2 separate regions of the Mus musculus genome follow, and region 2 is linked to region 1. The links are chromatin contacts, found by POLR2A ChIA-PET in ENCODE. All regions are on one chromosome and are shown on one strand. The core of a region is the stretch at or near the end of the contact, and the rest is flanking DNA. Distances in the headings are between cores, read along the strand shown. Region 1 holds the start of Anapc5 (anaphase-promoting complex subunit 5). Region 2 holds the start of Setd1b (SET domain containing 1B).

The links. ChIA-PET counts read pairs that join two places held with the same protein, here RNA polymerase II (POLR2A).
Region 2: POLR2A ChIA-PET joins it to region 1 with 11 read pairs in Patski. The contact joins the promoter of Setd1b here to the promoter of Anapc5 in region 1. POLR2A ChIA-PET finds 5 or more read pairs at or near these places in 3 of 5 experiments (Patski and embryonic stem cell).

What each region holds. Positions count from the first base shown.
Region 1 is chr5:122,819,791-122,826,631 of GRCm38, forward strand. Anapc5 (anaphase-promoting complex subunit 5) reads right to left here and starts at 1,552. Exons shown (of 17, transcript NM_021505.3): 1 at 1,190-1,552. The coding sequence starts at 1,360.
Region 2 is chr5:123,138,230-123,144,914 of GRCm38, forward strand. Setd1b (SET domain containing 1B) reads left to right here and starts at 3,964. Exons shown (of 17, transcript NM_001040398.2): 1 at 3,964-4,225; 2 at 4,714-4,898; 3 at 5,127-5,225; 4 at 5,852-6,122. The coding sequence starts at 4,728. It also overlaps a transcript of Rhof not described here.

The DNA.
Region 1 (6,841 bases), core at 302-2,801:
GAATCAGGATTTTCCTGACTATGCAAAATACGAAGACATACTTCACATTTGTAGATTGGTTTTAGTCAATGGAATAATCTATTAAAAAAAAAAGGAGAAAGAAAAATGAACAGGATTTATAGGATAAGGCTCTCTTTCCTTTGTTACTCTTAACAGGCAACGCTGAGCCCGTCTCCATCAGTTAAATGGACTTAATAATCACTATCTCCTTTGTCTGTGGAAAAGTTAAGTGGGAGACTGTGAAAGGCTTTGCACACCGGGAAGCACTATACAAAGGTGGGTGCTCTAGTTCTCCTGAGTATAAACACATTTCATCGTTTTCTGAACTGGGGAAGGAAGGCTAACCCAGAAGCAGAGCCTTCTCTAGACAAGGTTTAAAATTACTCACTGGGGCCATTTTTAGAAAGTCAGTGTTTACACCACTCTAGATGTAGGTAACCCAACTCGACTTCTTGGGAAATTGTATTTGACATATACTATTTTAAGATTGCCTGTATGGCTGGGTATACAGCTCTAATCTCAGCACTCAGGAGACAAAGGCAGGGGGATCTCTTGAGTTGGAGGCCACCCTGGTCTACAGAGCGAGTTCCAAGACATCCAGGGCAACACAAAGAAACCCTGTCTTGAAAAACAAACCACGGGTTGGTGAGATGGCTCAGCGGTTAAGAGCACTGACTGCTCTTCTGAAGGTCCTGAGTTCAAATCCCAGCAACCACATGGTGACTCACAACCATCTGTAATGAAATCTGACCCCCTCTTCTGGGGTGTCTGAAGACAACTACAGTGTACTTACATATAATAAATAAACAAGTTAGAAAAAAAGAAAAACAAACCACTACAAAGTGAGTTCCAGGACAGAGAAACCCTGTCTCGAAAAACCAAAAAAAACCCAAAAACAAACAAAAAAAGACAAACAAACCAAACTAAAAGAACCTATATGTTAAAACAAAAACAAAAAAAAAAACCCTCAAAACTTATCATTTATAGGAAAAGAGTTAAACCATGCCGGTTAGCTTAGGATGAAATATCATGCAGTTGCTAGTGTTCTTTTTCAGTGACAAGATGAAGCCCCGCCCCCAGGGCCCCTCCCCCGGGGCTGGACCTTCCCTGCCCTCCAGCTCAGGGCGGGGCCCACGCGAAGCGCGCGCGCGCGTGCGGTAATGGGCGGGAAAGAGCGGGCGCCCCTCACCTGCAGCAGGGGCAGGAGCAGCTGGTTGAGCTTCCGCCGCTCCACGAGGCTGACGGCGCCCTCGCCCGTGCGGCCCATCTCGTTGAGCAGCACCAGGACGGCGATCTTATAGGGCGTCACCCAGTCCTTGATGCCAAACAAGTTGGCGTGCACTACCCCGTTGGTCATCATCGGGCTGAAGTCCTGGCTCTTCGTGGACGCCGGCAAGGACAGGCCCTCTCCAGGCCTGCCACGCGCCGCGCCCACGAGCCGCCTTTACGCCATGGCTGCAGCCGCCCGGCACCTTAACCCGCCCAAGACTGTTTCCCACAGTAGCGGGGGCCTCAGTGTCCCTCTCCCACCCCGGCGGTGCCTTCGACCAATCAAAGACCAGAAGGAAGACTGACAGCCAATCAAAACAGCCAAACCTGTAGTGAGCGGGGGTAGGGGAGGGGGTGGGACATAAATGGTGTTATGGCAAATCGGTTCCCTACAGAAACGCTCAACCAAGGCGACCAGGTTCCTAGTCGACGTGGACAGGGATCTGGGAGGAAGACGCAGGGATTTTGATCAGAGACAGCGTGAACTACAGGCCACGCGTGTATTTATTTAATTTGATCTTCCTTCTCGCCCCCATTTAATTGCATCTTTGCCTCTAGCGGTACACGAAATTGAACAAGACACCTCGCCTGTATATGTGTATACCAGGGAAGCTCTCTTAACAAAGACCTTCAGCTGAAGCGATGCTCCTCCCCTTTTGGAGAAAAAAAAAAAAAAACTTACTAAGTAGCATAAACTGGCCTTGAACTCGCGACAATAGCTGAGATGATTTGAATGATCTACCCTGCCCAAAAGACATTTTTAAATCATTGTATTTAAAAGCAATGGGATTAAATTGGCATGTTTAAATTATATTTGCATACTAGATGTGATAGCTCCCTGCCTCTTACTCCAGCAACCTGGAGGCACAGGCAGTGGCAAGCACATCTCCATAAATTCGAGGCCAACCTGGTCTATAAAGCCAGTTCCAGGCCAGCTAGGTCTGCATAGTTAAGAAGACCCTGCCTCAAAAAACTTTTTTTTCGCTAGGCAATGATGGCACACGACTTTAATCCCAGAACGTGGGAGGCAGAGACAGACAGATTTCTTTTCTGAGTTCAAGGCCAGCTTGGTCTACAGAGTGAGTTCCAGGACAGCCAGGGCTACACAGAGAAACCCTGTCTAGAAAAACAAAAACAAAAAGCATTTTTTTCACTCATATTAAATTTTTTTGATACAAGGTGTCACCATGCAGCCCTTTGTAGAACCTGCCTCTGCCTCCCTACTAGCAGTAGGGAGCCACCATGCCTGTCCTTATTCTCCTTTTGTAAGGACAAGAGCCCATGTTTTTCTTCAACATCTCACAAATGCCATTTGTAGGCAGCTACGTGTCAGTTTGCAAGTGCGATACCCATAGTGAAACAAAAGGTAAGACCACCTTCTTGTGAATGGATATCTGTATCCCACCTAAGTCACTACAAAGTCCAACATCAGGTAAATGAAGCTCTTAAAACCAACCCCCGGTCTACAGTATTTTCAGTCTGACTTTTCACAATGCCCCTTCTACTTATCTGTATTTCTCAAGACACTTAGTTCTCTAGAGCTTAAAGTATTATTATCAGGGCTGAAGAAACAGCCCGGTTGTTAAGAGCACTAGAGCACTTGCTGTTCTTGCAGAGAAATTGGGTTTGGTTCCCAGAACCCACATGGTCCATCAGTATCTTCTGGCTTCTGCGGGCACCAGACAGCCATGTGGTACAGAGATATATATGCAGGCAAAGTACTCGTACAAATAAAATAAAAATAAATAAGTATTTTAAAATAAAAATATTATCAGTGATTAGTCATTCTCAGTAGTTTTCATAGCTCTTTATTTTTTAAAGTTTTTTAAAAGATTTATTTATTTATGTATGTATATGAGTACACTGTAGCTGTACAGATAGTTGTGAGCCATCATGTGGTTGCTGGGAATTGAGCTCAGGACCTCTGCTTGCTCTGGCCCTGCTCACTCTGGCCCCAAGATTTATTTATTGTTATATGTAAGTACATTGTAGCTGTCTTCAGACACACCAGAAGAGGGTGTTAGATCTCATTACGGATGGTTGTGAGCCACCATGTGGTTGCTGAGAATTGAACTCAGGACCTTCAGAAGAGTAGTCAGTGCTCTTAATCTCTCCAGCCCCCGTTTTCATAGCTCTTGAAACAAAAAAAGATATGTACTATTCAACTTCTGCTGCATACAAACACAAATTGGGCCTGTTTTCTTCTGTCAGTCCTGTTTGTTTAATAAGTGATATTTGTCCTAAGAGATTACTCAGTGGCTAAGCTGCTTTTCCAGAGAACCAGAGTTTGTGCCGCAGCACCTACATCAGAGACCACGTAACTATTTATGTAGGGGTGGGGGGGCTTGTTGGGTTGTTTGAGTTGTTTTTTATTTTTTTCAAGATAAGGTTTTCCAGCCAGGCGTGGTGCCGCACGCCTTTAATCCCAGCACTCAAGAGGCAGAGGCAGGTGGATTTCTGAGTTCAAGGCCAGCCTGATCTACAAAGTGAGTTCCAGGACAGCCAGGACTATACAGAGAAACCCTGTCTCAAAAAAAAAAAAAAAAAAAAAAAAAGATAAGGTTTTCCTGTGTGTATATGCTCCGTCCAGGGAGTGGCACTATTAACTATTAGGTGTGGCCCTGTTCAAATAGGTGTGGCCTTTTTGGAGTAGGTGTGGCACTGTGGGTGGGTGTGGGCTTTAAGACCCTCATCCTAGCTGCCTGGAAGTCAGTATTCTGCTAGCAGCCTTCAGATGAAGATGTAGAACTCCCAGCTCCTCCTGCACTGTGTGCACCGTAGATGCTGCCATGCTCCCACCTTGATGATAATGGACTGGACCTCTGAACCTGTAAGCAGCCCCAATTAAGTGTTGTTCTTTTTATAAGAGTTGCCTTGGTCATGGTGTCTATTCACAGCAGTAAAGACATTCTGTGTAGCTCTAGCTGTCCTAGAACTTGCTCTATAGACCTAGCTCGTTTTGCCTCTGCCTCCCAAGGTCTGGGATTGAAGGTGTGTTCTACCATTGCCAAACTTTTCCAATTATCTTTAACCCAGCTCTGGGAGCTCTGACTCCTCCTGGTCTCCTCTGGTACTGCACATACATGCACATACCTCTACATAAGCAACCATACATGCAAATGATTAAAAAAAATTAGGTCTGGAGAGATGACTTAACAGTAAAGAGCACTTACTGCTCTTGCAGAGGACACAGGTTCAATCCCCCCATCCACAAGGTGGCTCACAAACATTTGTAACTCTAGTTCCAGGGACTCCAAAGCCCTCTTCTGCTCTCAGGTACTGGGCTTGCTCAGGGTGTGTGTGTGTGTGTGTGTGTGTGTATACATGCTAGCAAAAATAATACCTCATGTACATAAAATTTTTAAAAATGAATCCTAAAAAGAAAGAAAGAAAGAAAGAAAGAAAGAAAGAAAGAAAGAAAGGACTGAAAACTAGTAGGCTTTGAAGTTATTTTGCACGGCAGGCAGATGCCTGATTTACATTATCTGAGAACACTGAACACCTGGAGCACAACCACACCAGCTTTTCCTCTGAGTCATCAGAGAGTTGCTCTTCAATGTGACATCTGCAGCTCCCGTTACAGATGGGAGAGCCAGCAGAGCGGTCTCAGAGAACTGGTTTACCTGCTGCTAGTCAAACCCAAACCTTCCCGAAGGGGCAGACCCCAATCACAGTACTTGTGAAAATCCTGCTGGGGCTGGGCTGGAGAGATCGCTCAGTGGTCCCAGCAACCATGTGATAGCTCACAACTATCTGGAATGGGATCTGACGCCCTCTTCTGGTGTGTCTGAAGACAGCGATAGTGTACTCATATATATCAAATAATTCTTTGAAAAAAAAATTGAAGACTTTTCTGTGGAGAGGGCTGAGTTTTTTGAGACAGGATCTTGCAACTTAGCTTGGTTAATCTAAACCTAACATTAGGCCACTCTGGCTTTGATTTTATGGCTATTCTCCTGCCTCAACCTCCCAACCACCAAGATCATCACAGTGTGTACTGCCACACATCTAGCTTTTTTTTTTTTTTTTTGAGACCTCTTGCTTCTACTTTCCAGCTTGTTGCCACTGGACCTGAAGACAAATCATCTTTCTACTCCATAAAACCGACCTTGCCTTGCCCCACTTAAAATCCTTTGGGGGAGGAGGGCAGGGCCAAAACAACGATTTGAAAAAAATGGAGGCATGGGGAAGGGGCCTCCATTGTGCACTGCCCATGAGTGCAAACAGACATCTCATCAGGTAAAGGACCGGAAACATCAACCCTGCCGACATTAGTTCCGGGCTCAGGACTCACAGGGTGCAAGGGGAAAAAGGATCCCCTCAAGCTGTCCTCTGTCCTCCATACCCGGGTTGTGGCATGTGCACACACATACACAGATAGGTAGACAGACAGACGGACGGACAGATATAATAAGAATGTATTTTAAAAGAGGCTGGGGGTGCGGTTCTATGAGAGAGCACTTGTGGAGCGCACTAGGAACCCTGAATCCCATTTCCAGGCCCTTCCCAAATCACGCGCTCCCTGCTGCACCCAGACAATAATCGGTGACGGTCCAAAAGAAGCTCTGGGATTCTCATCTATTTGAAAGTCAGCCCATTGAGTAGCACACAAAATGCCAGTTTCATCCAGAACTGAATCATAGTTCAAGTTGTTCCTAACGATCTGTCTATAGTATCCTGGTAGCTAAAGAAATGGGAAAATGTAACGTTTCCAACATTCACATCCAATACACACTGCAGCTAGATCTCAATTATCCTATTGGGCCTACATTTCCAGGGCTCATAGTGTATGCAGAGAAAAGCAAGTCAACTTCCCCCTCAGGCCAGAGAGGCACTGGGAGGATGAAGAAGATAATGAAAAGGACTCAGCCCCTTTCTAAAGATCACAGCCAGCACATTCATTAGAGCCCTAATTACCTGTGCTGCTAAGTGACTCACAGAGAGAATCCGCTCAGACCCTGCCTCTCCCTGCTAGCAGTTTACTGCCCAGACAGACAGGCTGACGCTCACACTCATTTACAGACAAGCCAGACACACACAAAGCAACAGGACCATTAACTCAGCTGATGTTCAAACAAGGTGACCATTTGGGATGGAGACCTTTGGATGGCCGAGATAAGAACAGTTGCCATGAACACGCTTCCAGACTAAGAGAAACAGACTGGACACAAGGATTCTCCACTATTGGCTTTCATTTACAATCACCAAAGATGATATACAAGCCTCAATCAAAATCTTTCTAAAAATTGCCAACCTTTTATCTAGACTCATTTGGAATTCCTTCTATCTTCTAGGGTTGTGTACCCCCTGTGTGTGAGGGAAGGGGTACTCATCAAATCCACTGTCCCCCTGCCTCCACTCCTAAAGCCTGGGATTTTGGGAATAAAGGCCCTAAATGGAGGGTCACGGTGATTGAAACAACTGGGGTTGGAGAGATAGCTCGGCAGTTAAGAGCACTGGATGCCTCCCAGTTACCCATATGGTCGGTGGCTTACAATCATGTAACACCAGTTCCAAGGGATCTGACACCTTCCTTTAGCCTCCATGGCACCAGGCAAACACATGGTTCATA
Region 2 (6,685 bases), core at 2,714-5,213, 320 kb after region 1:
TGGAATGGGTGGGGGTGGGGTGAGGGTGGCTGAGTCACTAAAGTTCAACCCAGGAGACCAGCAGCGGGAGACGACTCATCTGCATTTCCAAAGACCCGCCCTGTCCACATCCCCTCCCCCAGGAAGGCCAGGATCTAAGGCTTTACCCTCGGGCACTATCGCGGCGGGGGGCTGGGGGGGATCCCGAAGGGGAGGCCCCAATCGGCTTTCCCAAGCCCCAGCCCACCCCCTTCCAAAACACACCTCCAACCCACAGAGAGCTGGGTTGGAGGCTGGGCCCCTGGCGTCCAAGTGAAGCCACTGCGAAGGCCTCTAACCCCAAGTGGGGACAAAAGGGGAGACCCGCCCCTCCGGCTCGACTACCAAAGGACGTCTGGGGGAGGCAGGGGTGGGTCTCCCGAAGCCAAGTGGCAGTGAAGGGAGGCTGGAGCAGCCTCTTAGCCCTTGGCTAACTACTGGCTCCTGTTCCGAGGCAGAACGGCAGGCAGTGCAAGCCAGAGCGAGGCCTCGTGCCCGTGTGGGCCTTGGGAGGCCGGGGCTGCCACGGAGATCGGGGTCCCTCACCCGCCTCCAGGGGCTCGCCCTACCCGGCCTCGGCTCCCCCCGCGGCCGCCACTGCCCGAACCGCGCCTGGGGGGAGGGGCTCGGGGGGATCGAGTGCGGAGAATTAGGGTGCGCGACGCCCCCCGGGGCCTAAGGCCCCCCGAGACCCGTCACCAGGATCGCGGGCGCCGTGCCTGGCAGGCTGTTAGGGCCCGGGGCTGCCTCTCGGCTCCCAGCGACAACCAGGGAAAAGCAGGATGGCGGAAGGAAGGAGGAAAGCCGGCCGCCATTAGCCAGAGAGCAGTATTGAATGGCCCGGCGGCTTCAGCCTTGGCTCCAACCCGACCCAGCCCTCGGCTCGGCTCAAAAACCTGAAAATAAAACTCGTGTTTGAGAGGGAGGAGCGAGCGCGGCCCGGAGGACAAGCAGCGCCAGGCTGCAGGCGGGAGAGAGATGCTGCGTCATGATGCCAACATGGACGCCGGCCTTTTGTCCTTTTTCTCTTTGGAAGAGCAGGCGAGCCCCGGAGCCCCGAAAAGCTGGCTTCCGGGGGACAGAAACCCCCACAATCAATCAGGAACGAGACTTTAAGATGGGTGGGAAGGTTTCCTCGCTTTTTTCAGCCCCTCCATCTCCAAAACACTTCGATTTCTTCTCTGCCACTAAGGTGCAAACCTGAGGCGAGCCAAAGGGACTAGCGCAGGCGGCTCCATGGATGCCCCAGGGTACTGGGGACAGGCTCTCTTCGCCTTTGGGTGCAAAAGAGGCAGAGGGGTCTGGAGAGCCCTAGTCCCCTCACCCACCCACTGCAATCGGCTGCCAAGCTCAAGCTCAAGAAATCCCAGCTCCCAATCATCTGCAGCCCATGGCCTGCTCAATCGAGAGTTCCTCGAAGGGGGAAAAAGACACTTGAAAACAAATTTTTTTAGTCTAGTTTTTTACTTACCCACTCAGCCCGGCGCCATGGCGTCTAGAAGAAAAAGCTGGCCGGCGCTTTTGGAGATATTATAAAAATAACAGGTCTTTTTTTGGGAGGTGGGGGATGTTTGGTTGTTTAGTTGGGGGGAAACCTGGGGTTCTGGTGTCCCTTTGTTACCTTCTTTGTAAGTTACACTCGTGGTATTTCTGCTCCTTCCACGACTGCAAACTTTCCAGGGTTGGGCTGGCAAAAAGGCGGCTTCGCTGAGGGCTGTTTAGTGCTCTGGATTTACCAATGGTGTGATCGTCATTAAGAAACAAAAGGCGAAAACACAAGTCAAATCAAAACAAAAGGCAAAACCAGCCATCCCAACCGCCACAGAAAATACCACCGACTCAACGTAGGTGTTTGGCTTGAACCGGCTAAGGGCTTGTTTTCCAGTTTTAATCTAGTTTTCAGAGGCGGCTTTCAGTCTTTTTTTATACAAAAGGTCTTCCTTTCTCTTACCCTCCACCACCCCACACCCAGTTCGAGAAAAACAGCTGTTTTTCTTCAAATAGATCGATTTTCAAAGAGTGTACGAGCTACTGGGAAGAAATCTGAATAGCAACTATGGCTGTAAACATTTTTTTTTTTCCAAAAAGCTCGAAGCTAAAAAATCGTAGCTTTATAGAAGCAAAAACGTCTAAAAGCATTTTAACTGACTTACATCAGACAAAGACAAAGACATACATGCAGATGAAGCTTCCGAAAATTCAGGACATCTCAGGCGACAGTAACACGAGAACGGCAGTGCAGTTAAGGACAGAATGGATTGGGTACTTACAATGTAAAAGGTTTTTAGAAAATTTAACAGTAACAACAGCTCACAGTTTTTTTGTTATTGTTGCCGTTTCGCTACAACTATACATTTAAAACATTACCTTGTTAAAAAATAGAATTAATAAGATGGTCAGGCTTAAGTGTTTAATAGAGGAAACTATATTTAAAAATTTATTGTTCAGTCAAGAGAATACAGATTAAGACAGCTCCAAGCTCTCCCACCCACCCACCCGAGAAAAAAAAAAAAGGAAAAAAATTAAATATGTCATTTACTTAGGTTTTTTTGAATTCAAAACTGTTAACTGCTGACATTAATAGTGTGCTATGACCTAGTTATACAAGACAAAGATGGATTCCAAGTCATAAGGAAAAATCCAGATCTTTTTAAAAGGTCTTCATTCTTCCAAGTGTGAGTCCTTTGGCAAATGTTAAACACATTCAGGCGTCCTGAACTGGATGGTGGAGTCAAAGGAAAAGCATTCCCCATTTGCAACAAAGGAAAAACCCACTTGGCCATTTAATTCCATTGCAGAAAAATGGCTCCCTCATCTGTTGGCCTCTCCTTGGAGTCTGATGAAGGATGTTTTGAGATCAGCGTCTAATAACTCAAGCCCTATAGAAGCCGCGCGCTGATTGGCTGCCGCACCCTGCCGCCCTGCTCCAGCCAATTACCTACCCACGGCCAAATTACAAACCCCGAAAAGAGCCCCAATATGAAATACACCACCACGAAGCCCCGGCGAGGCGGCTGCTTCGCCTCGGCAGCCCGAGAAGAGAGACCGAGGGCGTCTGCAACCAGATCCACGCGAAAAGCCGGGGAAGCCTACGAGTTGAACTCACAAAATGGAAGCCGAGCGCTGATTGGCCGCCGCCACTCCCGGACCTTTAATAAAGAAAGGGGAAGGAAAATGATAAATGCAAAAAAGGGGACTCTCTGTCGCTGGTGGCTGGAGGAAGGAGGGAGGGAGAAGCATGTGTTCAAGACAATTACTGGGCGCTCCCCTCCAAAAATAAAAACAGAAAGGCAAAAAATAAAAACGAAAAAATAAAGAGAAAGAGCTATCTTCCCCGTCCAGGCGAGGGTTGTATCCTCCCAGGAATGTGAAGGCTAGTGTGGTTCCAAACCTTGGTTTCCCTTCCCCAGCACAGCTCCTGGGAGGGAGGGGGCGTGCGGGCCAAAGAGGAAGCGGGATCGGAGATACCTCGATTGCAAACTCGTTTGGGGTCGACGTCTGCCTCCCCTCCAGGCTTCTAGTAGTCATACACACGATCACCCCCCACTCGAAACCCAGCCCTTTTCGCCGAGACTCCACGCGTCCACCACCGGCCTGGGCAGTTTGGAAACAGTTTGGGAGGCCCTGGGGGCGCACACCGTGGAGTCTTCCGTAGCTGGAAGGGTAGCCCCAGCCGCGGGGGAGATAGAAGCCGTGGAGACCCCCCTCTCCCCCGTCAGCCAAGCCCCCCACCTCAGTCCCAGCAGAATAAATAAATTAAAAGGCCTTCCCCCCGGGGAAGGGGGGGGAGGCAGTGTGGGAGCGCGCGAGTGAGGGGTGGGGGGCCGCTGGGGCCCGGGGCTTTGGCGGCGCAGCTGCCGCCGCCGGGAGAGTGCCTGGGGAAGCGGCGAGGAAGGCGAGGGGAGGAGGAAGAGGAGGAGGAGGAGGAAGAGGAGGAGGGTGAGCACTCGGGTCGGGCTCCTTAGCGGTGTATTGTGGGATGTGCGGCTACTGGGAGCCGAGCCTCCGCCGCCAGCCGCCTCCCGGGCAGCAGCAGCAGCAGCAGCGGCGGCGGCAGCAGCAAGGGCAGCGGCAGCTCGGGGCCCGGCAGCCGCTAAGGCGGCGTCCCCCCCATCCCGGCCCCCGGTCCGGCCGCCCCGGCCTCGGCTCCCGCGGGGGACACCATGTACTGGCTGGCGGCGCAGGGAGGCCGGCGCCCGGCGGGGATGTAAGCGCGGCGCAGGGAAGGGAGGAGAGAGAGAGAGAGAGAGAGAGAGAGAGGCCGCGGTCAGAGGAGCCGGGCAGCCCGAGCCCCCGGCCCCCGCCCGGGCGGGCGACGCCAGGCCCTGCCGCGCGCCCCGCTCCCGAGCCGGGCCGAGCGCCACGCCGGGCGGCTGGCGGCACCATGGGCCGGAGCCCGCGTCCTCCGTGCGTCCCGGACCGCGCCAGCCCGCAGCGGGGGCCCCGGGCAGCCCCTCGCTGCCAGCCGGAGACGGTGGCCGAGCGGGCGGGCGCGTAAACCCTCCGGAAAGGGTTTATTCTCTCGCTCCATTCTTAGATTTTTTTTCCTCGGGAGGCGGGGGGGGGGGGGAGAGGCAGCGAGACAAGCTTTCGGGGCGCGCTGGTAAGGTGGGAGGGGGGTGGGGGCCAGCCGATTGGATTCTCGGGCGAATGTGTAGAAGCGTCGGAGAGGACAACAACTTGCTTGGGTTTCAGGTTGGGTTAACGGCATGGAGAACAGTCACCCCCACCACCACCACCAGCAGCCCCCGCCGCAGCCCGGCCCTTCGGGCGAGAGGAGGAACCACCATTGGAGAAGTTACAAGTTGATGATTGACCCGGCTCTGAAAAAGGGGCACCATAAACTGTACCGCTACGATGGGCAGCATTTCAGCCTGGCCGTGAGTAGCCGGCGCGCCTTCCCGCCACCCCCACCCACCCCCGGTGGAGCCCCCAGACAAGAGGCGAACGGAGGGGGACCCCTCTTCCAGCTACCTGGGCCAACTGTCAGCCAGGACTCCCTCCCCTCAGCCTGGAGTGGGACTGGTGCCTTGAGGGGGGGGGGTCTGCCCCTGCCCCTGGGGAGGGTGCCAGCCCTTCTATACTGAACCCCCTGTCTCTGCCCACAGATGTCCAGCAACCGCCCGGTGGAGATCGTGGAAGATCCCCGGGTGGTCGGAATCTGGACCAAAAACAAGGAGCTGGAGCTGTCTGTGCCCAAATTCAAGGTAGGACCCCTCCTCTCTGTCTTATGGTCCCTCCCCCCCTCCTTCCCCGAGTTCGAAAATAACGCCAGTCCTGACCAAGCCCAGCCGGATTCTTAGTTCCCGCCGTCCAGGACTGGGAAGTTTTGGCGGGGAGGGGGGAGAGGGGTGTCCCCTCCGGGCCACTGTAAACAAAATAACACTCGGAGAAACTGTAACGAGGGCACTGAGACTGTATCATGCCGGCAGAGCTGGGGGCTCCCGGTCCCCACCTGGGTCCTTGCGCACCCAGGGCCCTGGCTCAGGGACCCGCCCCCCTCCCAACCCTTTGGCTTTAAAGGGGACAACTTCCTAGACCAGAGGGTCGTCTGGGATCCAGCAGCAAGGATAGGAGGCCAGAATAGGGGGGTGGGGAAAGAGAAACTGTTTCTTTTTCCCCTTTCCTTTCGAACCCAGAGGACTTCCAGGTTCCAAACGATTTAATCCTCTGCTTCCTAGGCCCGCCCGCATGCTTTTTTTGTTTTCTTTTTTCTTTTTCTTTCTTTTTTTTAACTGCTGGGCAAGTGAGGCGTGCTTGTGTTTTCTCTTTGGTTTTAATGTTTTCCAAACTCCCTCCCCCCCCCCCCCACCTCGGCCGCGGCCCCTGGCAGATCGATGAGTTCTACGTGGGCCCTGTGCCTCCAAAGCAGGTGACATTTGCCAAGCTGAATGACAACGTCCGTGAAAACTTCCTAAGGGACATGTGCAAAAAGTATGGGGAGGTGGAGGAGGTGGAGATCTTGTATAACCCGAAGACCAAGAAACACCTGGGCATTGCCAAGGTGGTCTTTGCCACAGTCAGGGGCGCCAAGGAGGCCGTCCAACACCTGCACAGCACTTCTGTCATGGGCAACATTATCCACGTGGAGCTGGACACCAAAGGTTAGTGGTGGCCCGGCCGGTTGGTGGCCTGTGGGGGAGGAGCTGGAAGGCCACCTGTCAGTCTCACCCTCATCTTGGAAACCCCTTTATCGTTCCTTGTCTCTTCTTTGGGATTCCCCACCACCACCACCACCATTTATTTTTTGTCCCCTCCGGAGGGCAGAGTCACATGGAGCCAAATGTGTTGTCTGTTGCTAGGAGACAGACTATAATTTACCAAATGTGCCAGTCCTTGGCCACTGCACCCTTAGGGACCACCCAGAGGCTTCCCCCACCTATGACACCCCTGTGGGCCCCTCTCTGAGCCCCTGTGGCCTGCGTTTAGACAGTCCCTAGTGTTGCTGCCTGTGTTAGGGGAGATGGGAGGGTTTGTTTATTTGTTGGGGGCAGAAGAAGAACCGTGTGCCTTTAAATTCATAAAAGTCATTCCTTAAAGATCTAGGGTGCCCGTGCCCCTTCACCCCCTACCGGTGCCCCTTCCCTGAACCAATCTGAGCCGAGGAGTGTTTCATTGATAATGTTCTGATAGCATTGATAGTGGATCTTGGGGGCGGGCTGCTCTG